Regions from separate parts of the Mus musculus genome. Here region 2 is linked to region 1. Evidence: chromatin loops called from intact Hi-C (ENCODE). Cell type or tissue: heart. All regions are shown on one strand. Region 1 overlaps Dnah6 (dynein, axonemal, heavy chain 6). Region 2 overlaps Dnah6 (dynein, axonemal, heavy chain 6).

What was found. A loop is a pair of places that touch in the nucleus more often than their neighbours do. Peaks named below come from ENCODE experiments on the same cell type or tissue, not always from the same donor. Only the 100,000 strongest peaks of a DNase experiment are listed, where the experiment ranks them.
Region 2: a loop joins it to region 1, with 2.2 times the contacts of the local background. A loop is called at or near these places in 4 of 42 quality-filtered maps.

What each region holds. Positions count from the first base shown.
Region 1 is chr6:73,150,856-73,155,855 of GRCm38, reverse strand. Dnah6 (dynein, axonemal, heavy chain 6) reads left to right here. Exons shown (of 77, transcript NM_001164669.1): 22 at 421-601; 23 at 3,091-3,187; 24 at 4,146-4,365. Among named protein-coding and RNA genes, the nearest start is that of Gm24533, 12 kb to the right of the region's middle. In heart, a CTCF peak has its summit at 1,979 (motif pointing right); a DNase peak (open chromatin) is centred at 1,975.
Region 2 is chr6:73,068,946-73,073,945 of GRCm38, reverse strand. Dnah6 (dynein, axonemal, heavy chain 6) reads left to right here. Exons shown (of 77, transcript NM_001164669.1): 56 at 446-571; 57 at 3,295-3,459; 58 at 4,471-4,538. Among named protein-coding and RNA genes, the nearest start is that of Gm20560, 60 kb to the right of the region's middle. In heart, no CTCF peak of the experiment used is centred here; a DNase peak (open chromatin) is centred at 3,075.

The DNA.
Region 1 (5,000 bases):
TATTCCTAAGATATGGCAATCTGGATAACTCCTCACTAAGACTCTCTCCCTGGGTGGTCCTAGGCTGGGCTTGTATGTGTTTAGGAGTCATCATGAACCTGTAGCCCACCTGCCTTTCAAACTTCTGCAGGAGATCATCTTGCCTCCCAACAGAATGCTTCCTCTACACATTTAATCATGAGTCATGGGACCCCTCTGGCTTTCCACACAGCTGACTCGTAATCATCTTCAGTGGAAAGAGAGGGTGGATGGAGTCAGGCTGGACAGAATCTTGGGCTCTTTTAAGAAATTTTGTTTCGAAGAACTTATGGGGCCTCTCCCAAGGAAAAGATGTAGTAATTCCCAAAGCCACAATCTCCAGTCTAACCAGTGATTATCCAGTTGGAAGCTCCAGGTTGACAGTCCCATGTTTTTCTCCAGGAAGAGTGGCTGAACTGTCAGAGAAACTGGCTCTACCTAGAAAGCATCTTTAATGCCCCAGACATTCAGAGGCAGCTGCCTGCAGAAGCCAAGATGTTCCTTCAGGTGGATAAGTCATGGAAGGAAATCATGAGGAAGGTCAACCGGCTGCCTAACGCGCTCCGGGCTGCGACTCAGCCAGGTAGAAACCCCAAGGCAAACAAGTAGAACAGGGAGGCTCCCTGCTTGTCCGACATGTGCATCACCTCTAAAGATCTCACTGGCCAGTTTCGGCTTGTTCACTAGAACGAATTAAAAATATTACCACTTATGCACCTGGCAGTGGTGGACAGACACACCCTTGATCCCAGCACACAGGAGACAGAGGCAGACAGATCTTTGTATGACCAGCCTGATCTACAGAGCAAGTTCCAGGATAGCCAGGACTACACTATTATATATATATAATTTCCACTTGTTGCAATTCAAGTAACAGATCGAAATTGTTTTAAAGATTTTTTCCTAGCATATAGTAATTATACATAATGACGAGTTACACTATGGCACTTTCATGCATGCATGTCATGTATTTTATCATATTCATATTCAGCCCCACTGCCCTCTCTGGTCTTCATCCCACTTCTGCTGATCCCCCTCCAGTCCCCTCCCACTCCCATGTCTTTGTGTGTGTGAACCGACGAGTTCAGTGTTGTTTACAGGATAGCGGCTGTCTTGCTGGTGGCTGCACCACTGGAGATGTCATGTCCTCCCACAGCATCGGGGTTGGAATGTTTTAACAGTGTATACTCACTGAGGTTTACACTCTATACCAAAGCCTTGGACAGCTGGCTTGTCCTATGGCTAATGGCAGCGTGTGACTCTGATGGGCCATAGTCTCAGACACCGTCCCTGCCTCAAAAAGGCAACTTTGTGAGCTATGTTCATTGCCCAGAGATTCTTACAGAATTTATCAGTTGATAAATGGAAATAGTCTTTTGAAATAAAAAAGAATATGATTCCAAAATACATCTGGCCTTAAAGACTTCAAATAAATTAGTATACACCTGTAATAAATCTGATTCCAGCTGATGATAAAGCCATGGAAAATATTAAAGTAGAATAAGGGAGTGTCTATGGGCTAGTATGTGTGTGTGTATGTGTTTGCATGCATAAAAGCATGCATGTAGTGCCCACGTGTGTGTGTGTGTGTGTGTGTGTGTGTGTATGTATGTGTGCATGTGTAAATGTGTGTATGCATATATCTGTGCATGAATGTGCGTGTGTATGTATGTGTGTATGTGTGTATATGTGCATTCATGTCTGTATGCATACATATATTAAAATGGCTTTTGAGCAGAAACTTTCAGGAAAGAGTGAGTAAAAGTTTCTGTGGCTCAGAAGGAGAATTGTTGATGGCAGAGGGAAGAATAAAGAATGATGTGAGGTCCCTAAGATACACACATGCTTAGAAAGTTGCCAGATGGAGTCCCATCTGGGCTGGAGTGGAGTGCTTGGAGATTGAGTCTTGCTTAGGACACAAGGCTAAGACCAGTGTGTGTAAGTAGGTGGCTGGCCACTAGATGGCGCTGTTGACTATATAGGGTCTCAGAAGACACTGATCTGGGATTTGAGTCTTGGGCAGGTAGGAAAGCAGGCAATGTGATCAGTATCAAAGGTACAAAGATGAAGAGTCATGAAGGCCACTGCCTAAGGAGTTCCAGTTTAATAATGAAGAATAATAGCCATCACCACACCTAGCACTTAACCATGACAGAAAACATGCCAATAAGAAGCTGACAAGGAGGGGCTGGAGAAATGGGTTAGTGTTAAAAGCACTAACTGTTCTTCCAGAAGAATGGGGTTCAAATCCTAGCACCCACATGGCAGCTCACAACTGTCTATAACTCCAAGATCTGACACCTTCACACAGACACACATGCAGGCAAAACACCAATGCTCAGAAAATTTAAAGATAAATAAGTAAATTAGTTAACATTTTATAAAAGGAGAGTGGCAAAGAATAGGGATGTTCTAGACGCTGGCTCACGGCCCCCTAAAAGCAGAGGATGCCTGCCAAAATTATTTTAAATTAAAAGCACTGTTCTAGCGAGGTAAATATTAGAAGATTACAATCAACTAAGTGTAATAATTCTTGGGCTGGGAGATGGTTTAGCAGTTAAAGTAATGGCCACACAAGTAAGAAGGCTGGAGTTCAGGCCCCCAGAACCTGCTCAGATACAGGGTGATGGTTGTGGCTCACACGCCATCCATCCCTGGATGCATTATAAAACCTGAAGGCAGAGACAGGGAATACCCAGAGTGAGCTAAGTGAGTCAAGATGGGAACTCTGGGTTTGGCTGAGAGACCCTGCCTCAAAAAAAGGGTAAAGGAACCATCAAGGAAGAGTCTTCATATCAGTGCCAGGCCTTGACTACACAGACACGTGCATAACTGCAGACACACACCCACACACATATACATGTGCTCCTGCAAACATGTATACATACCACATACATGAAAAGAAGAATTTTTTTAAAAAAACTAAGCTTCTCTAACAGTACTCCCATTTTATTATTCACTATTCTACCAAACAAAACAAAGACTTTTAAAATGCTAATATCTTTTGCTTTCATTTGAAATCATATTCTCTATTTTAATACAATTTGGCCAACTTTTTTTTTTTTAATATAGGACTTCTGGAGACTTTTCAAAACAATAACGCATTACTTGACCAAATTCAGAAATGTCTGGAGGCATATTTAGAGTCAAAGAGAGTTATCTTCCCAAGGTAAGTTAAAAGACAACAACAGCAACCTGAGATGTCTTGTTGGGGAGCAGATCGAATGGGGATGCAGATCACACCCTCAGACAGCAGAGACCTGGACAGGAGAGGAGGATACCCATGCTCCCATCCCTGCAGACTTGCTTCAGACCTGTTGGGCAAATACTGAGCTTTGATAACACTCGGAGTGGAGGAGAGCAAAGTTGTCTCTCCTGGAGAGTACAGGGGACCCACAGAACATCACTTCCCACATCCTCAGCTCTGCAGCGTCTCCAGCCTTAACTCTTCTATTCCCTGTGTTTAGTGGGGGGTCCTGGAGTCTGCACCCCTCTCACCATGAGTCCCTGTGAAGCCTGGCAACTCACCTTGCAGTGTTGGCATGATTTGGAAATCTAGAGTTTCAGACAAACCCAGGACTGAAACAATTGCATTTTTAAGGCACACTTGCATCACGTGACCCTGAGTGTGGTCAGGTACAGACAAGCTCATTCTTTACCCATTTTGCTTAAAATGACACAGAAACACATAAAAGATGCCTTATTTCTAAGTATGGCCACGGTACGGTTGGAAATGGTATGTTTGCAGAATCATATTCTGTCACTTTTAAGGGCCCAGCAACTATCTTCAATGGTTAGTGTGCCCATCTGCCCATCAACTCTTCAATGGTTAGTGTGGCTCAAGGCCTAGGAAGACCAGCAGGCAAACCATTGTAACAAGACCCACTGTTATTGATAATTCTTGGAAAAATCCTTTCTGTTGTAGCTACTGGGCCTAGGTGTTTGAGATACATCATTAAAAACCTTTACAAGAACTTCTTTAGGGATACGTGGCCTGCTCCTGATCCCCAAACAAGTGTGATTAGAGGCCCGGGGCGTCCTCCTGGCAGCACCTCGTCTCTTACGGCTACCCAAGGCTGGGCATCGGTCAAGTCAGGCTTCATGTTAAAGTGCCTTTACCTTGGCAGGTTTTACTTCTTGTCAAATGATGAGCTCCTGGAGATTTTGGCCCAGACACGCAATCCGCAAGCCGTGCAGCCTCACCTAAGGAAATGCTTCGACTCCATTTCAAAGCTCGAGTTTGCCCTCATGCCTCCTACAGAAGGGAAAATACCCGGCATGGATACTGAGCCAGAAAAGGTCTTCACCAACGACATCTTGGCAATGCTGTCACCTGAGGGGGAACGGGTAAGGTGCTTTAGATTAATAGTTCCCTGTAGATGAACATGATTACATGTCTGGGACCCGGGGTACAGGTCTCTCATTCTCACCCTGCGCTTGCCAGAGACTCTGCTAGCCCAGCAGTTTTGAGGATAGCTGAGATAAAACTCTCACCCTCAAGGAGCCGGAAATCTAATGGAGAAATTGTCCAGCGACTAGAAGTCACCATGATAATTGCAATGGATGGTCTGTTTGGGGAGTGAACTGGCAAGAAGCAATCAAGGATTAGCCAGCTTTGCAAAGAGGAACAGTGGCTGGCCAAGCGTGCCAGGCCTTTGCCAGGATACCCGGATCAAAATTCATCATCCTCTAATGGCTTCCACAAAATGGAATCACTAGCAGGGTGACAGGGACCTTCAGTTGTATGTAAATGACTTAATGAGCTCTGCGTGAGAGTTTGTTACTTCATCTCCTCTAGAGCTGTGTAGCGCCAGCCTATGGAGAACACCCACTGAGACAATCAAGTATAGGCAGACTGAAGAGCACAGAGGACACACACACGTATACACACATACATACATACATATTTACGTAGACACATAGATGCACACATGCATGCATGTATCATTGCTGGTGCTGAAGGGAAAAAATAAGAGAATTAA
Region 2 (5,000 bases), 82 kb after region 1:
AACTTGATCCTAAGGCAACCAGGAGAAGACAGTCTTTTGCAGGCAGCCAGGAAGAGGGTCTCTCTTCCATCCTGGGTGGAGTGTGAGCATAGGACCTCAAAGGCCACCCTCACAGTGGTACACTTCCTCCAACAAGGCCACACTTCCTAACGGTGCCACTTCCTGTGGGCCAAACAAATTTAAATTACCAAACTGCAAACAACCTGGGCTTTTCCTGGGTGGCTCTTTTCTTTCTTTGTTTTAAATTTGGTCAAAAAGTGGAATCTTAAACATTGGATTTAAAAGTTTTTTCTTGGGGAGAGGATTTTTTTGTTTGTTTGCTTTGTTTGAGATGGGGTTTGTTTTTTTACATCTCCAATTTAGTTCTAGACTGAACATCTCTAAACTTGATTCAAGACACTTGCACGTTCCTGACATTTGACCTTCTCTGTGCTTTCTCACACAGGCCAATCGATGGATAAGAAACAAGGAAAGCAAGAGTGGGTTAAAGGTCATTAAGCTTACAGACACCAATTTCTTACGAATACTGGAAAATTCCATCCGACTGGGTTTACCTGTCTTACTGGAAGAGGTTCGATTTTTACTTTGCCATTTCATGTTAATCCCGAACTGTCAGATGGCTGGAATGCTGTACAGGTCACTAGACCACACCTGCACATGTGAAGGACACCATTCAAGTCCATATTCAAATGGGTCAAAACAGTGGCTACCTGAGTGGTAAACTCTCAGATGAGCTGGGACCTGTTGGCTGAAAGAATTTTTCACCCCACTGTTTTGGAGCTAAGAGTCTTTACTTACCATGCTCCTCATTCCCAAGCCTCGCTGCGGGCCTTAAAGGACGAGAAATTCAAAGCAGTAATGATAGCAGGAACCCCTGTCTACACACGTGTCATATACGAATAATGAAACACGAACTATTCTGGTAGACGTACTCATTATTTCTACTTGGGCATATGGTCAGATTAAAGAGATCAATATTAAAAATGAACCTTTTTTTTAGACAAGTCTCGTATATACAGTCTCAAACTTACTATGTAGCCCAAAGTTACCTCGAACTCTTGATCCACCTCCCTCTACCTCCTAAATTCTGGGATTACAGATATGTGTCACCAAAGCTGGGTTTTACAGTGCTAGTACTAGGACTTGGGTCTTTAGGCATGCTGGGCAAACACTCTGCCATCTGAGCTCCCCTCACATACCCCAGAGGAGTGGCTTATTGAGATAAGATGTTCTACCGTGAGACTTATCACTCAAAGACTAATGTTGCTTACATCGTTCACTCATCCCACAAACATGTAAGAACAAACTTCAAAGAGTATAGATAAGCAAAAGCACACAAACTCACTGGGAACAAAGACTGTAAACAAGTAAACAAAGGAAGGAAGGAAGTGATGGAGAGGAAGAGATCTTTCAAGCAAAAGCTTTGAAAGAATAAGCAGGGTACAGAGACAGCCAATAGGAAGGGCAGGGACACAGTACTGGTCAAGTTACATCCTCTGGCTAGAATAAGACACTACCACAAAAAGCAACCTGGGGAGGAAAGGATTTGTTTGACTTACATTTCCAAGTCACAGTCCATCACTGAGGAGGGTCAGGTAGCAACAAGAACGCTGCTTCACCAACTCCTACTTAGTTTTGTTAGAACAGCCCAGCATCACCCACCCAGGGGTGGCTGGGCCCCTCCCACATGCTCACAGGCCCCTTTGATCTAGCAAGCCCTCAGCTGAGGCTCCTCCTTCTCAGATGATTCTAGGTTTTCTCAAGTTAACAATAAAAACTAACCAGCATAGATCCTGGAGAGTGTGAAATTTAAGCTGTGATTTCTGTCTTAGCTCAACCAAGCAAGAAGGTCTCTTGAGCCAGGGGACATGGGCACCATGAATGTTGCCAATGAGCACACTTGCCTTCTCTAATTTGCCATTCTATTTTTATAAGAGAATAAGGAATAAATAAAAGCATGAGGTGTGACCATCTAAATCCTATGTAGAAGTATCTCTGATTCATCACGAAGCATGCTCAGAAATAGCACTGACCTGTGGTAACTCTGCTGCAGCCCTTTCATGGTAACAAGGACCAATAATTAATATGATGTCATCCCAAACATTTGTAGAAACCAAACAATCACGATTTGGTTCTCAGTGTCCTAACTCATTAATCTTCACTTCAACCTTACTGTTAGATGGATTGATTACTCATAGATAGCTACTATTATTATCCCATTCTTCCAGTGAAGAAACTGAGACATCAAGAAGTTGAACTATCTGCGCAGTCTTGACTGCTTAGAAAATCCAAAATGAGTTACAATCCTCCCCACTCAAGCTACCTTGCGCACCAGGGTCTCACTGCAGCCAAGCTTTGGCCAGCACAGAGAAGGTTCTAGAAGGATTCCCCAGACCCTGCTTTATGTCATGTCACAGAGGGAAATCTCCGGAAGACTTTGGCACAGTTATGTTAGCTTCAACTGTGCTCTCAACCTGTGTTTACTTTGAGACACGAGAGGTCCCAGGGACCTTCCTCTTTCACAGCAGAGGGCAAAGTTCCTTCTATAGAGTTGTGGCCCCGTGCAAGAGCAGAAGACTCTTGGAAGTCAGGCCTCCAGCCAGGGACAGAATGCTGCAGCTGGGCCTTCCCTGCTCTCCAGGGTGTGAAGTCATTATTGTGGTGCTCATTCTTAGATCCTCTGTGCATTTGCTACAGGGGTTCTGTCAGACCCTTTTCCTACCCACTTATGACTGTAAAAAACCATCTTGTCTGCTCAGCGCTTCATGTGGAGGCCAGGGAGGAGGTAGTCCACAGGTTGTAGATGCACGAAGAGGTCAGAAGTTGACTTCGGATGTCTTCCTCTTTCGATCCACACCTTGTTTTAGGAAACGGGGTCTCTCGCTGAACCGGGAGCTCCTCAATTAAGTGTACAGTCTTAAAAAAGCTCAAGGCAGACTATCAACTTGGCTACAAGGACAAGCAGAAGTTCAGTCTTTTTGAGATCAAGAGGTACCTTCAGAACAATGACTTGGCACACAGACTTACTTGTCTGCAGACAGCCGAGGAGGGGGTCACCCAGCAGTCAGGTTCCATAGCAACCTTTGCTCTGCTAGCTTAGTTCTCGTAGGGACGTGAGATCATCCTAAACAAACACCCTGCCTTCCCGTTAGGAAACACATGATCACGGAGGAAAGTACATACTCAGAGTAAATTCAGAGCCCCTAGATAACAAGTTGGTGGCAGTCATTTTCAACTCCTTGCTTTTTTTTTTTTTTTTTTTTTTTTTTTTTGCATTTTTTCCATTTTTTTAAGCTCAGAGAAGTCTTGGATCCAGCCCTGGAACCCATCCTTTTAAAGCAGACGTTCATGAGTGGCGGAAGACTGCTCATCCACCTCGGAGATTCGGACATCGATTATGACAAGAGTTTCAGGTTTTACATGACATCCAAAATGCCGAATCCTCACTACCTACCTGAGGTGCGTAGGAGCTGTTAGTCTGGAACTTTCCACCCAGCTGAGCTATATGTGCTGAGTCTCTAAGGCTTGGTGGGCTCCCACCTTCAGGGATCATCTGAGGACCTCTCCTGCTCTTCCTTTCTCCTTCTGCCACCCTCCTTTCCACTCACAGAACACACGTGCCCCACTGGGACACTTCTCAGAGCAATGACCTATCTCACAGCACTGTTCAAATGTCCATGTCTGTACTCCCAAATAAAAGTGTCGCCTATTGGAGAACTCGGTTGACTGGGAGAACTTAGAGAATCATTGGCTAGAGTCCCTGTAAGTGTCGTTAGACATGGCAGAAGGTACCGCCTTTCTCCTTCTTGCCACTAATTTATTCAAGAGAAGTCTGAATATTCTGAGAGTATACTCATAGTTTCACATAAAATGTTACAACAAAATGAAAGAGATAAAGCTCATTTCATTACAAACAAAGCTTCTTGTTAACAAAGCCATTATGTTATCATTTTATATATATATATATATACATATGTACATATATAATATACATACGTATATCATAATCACTACATATAACTGAGAGATTTTACTACCTTGATTGGTCCCCACGGATACCCTATGAATTCTTTAATAACTACCAGGAACTAAAACTTGACAGAGATGAAAGGGCTTGACCAACAGGAAAGCCCCGTGACCAACAGGAAAGCCCCGAAGGACACAGCTGGAATTCAAACCCGAGTTCTTGATTCTAAAGTGCTGCTCCTAACCTTTTCCTGGCCTTCGGCCACCATGTAGGAACCTGGGTGGAGGAAAAGTGGGAGGAGATTACCACTCCTACTAGCAGAGAAGGTCCTGTTTGAATTTTGAAAGCCATGCTATGCTTGGCATATGTGCCTAGGCATGGGCATAGTCAGACTAGGGATGCCTCTCGCTGGATAACAGGGAATCCTGTTTACATTTAAACACAAACACCTTGTTGGACCAGCCTATACTTAGACTTTCGTGTGCTTCCTGCTTCTCTTCCAGGTGTGCATTAAAGTCACCATCATCAATTTCACTGTAACTAAATCGGGTCTGGAGGATCAGTTGCTAAGGTAACCGGAACAGAGACTATGCATGGGGAGCTCGGTGGTGGTCATGGGTTTCCTAATGTTTTATTTAGAAGGGGGTTTTGAGGTTTATTTTTTATATTTAATCCTGTGTATGCATGTCTGTCTCTGTGTACATGCACTTGAGTGCAAGTACCTTCAGAGGCAAAAGATGGCATCAGACCCCTCGGAGCTGGAGTTACAGGAGGTTATTTTAACCTGAAGGTGCTGGGAAAGAAAGGAAAGCAAATAATAAATCTCATATATATACATATATATATCAGACCTTATCAAATTCACAGCTAAACAGGAGGTCTTTTTTAAATGTGAAATCAAACTCTAAACACTATCTGTAGTATTATTTTAACAATGTATTCATTGAACTTATTCCATGTCTGTGTACACATAAACATATGTCTGAAGGCTTTATTATCATCCTTTATGTATATCATGTTATATATTTATATC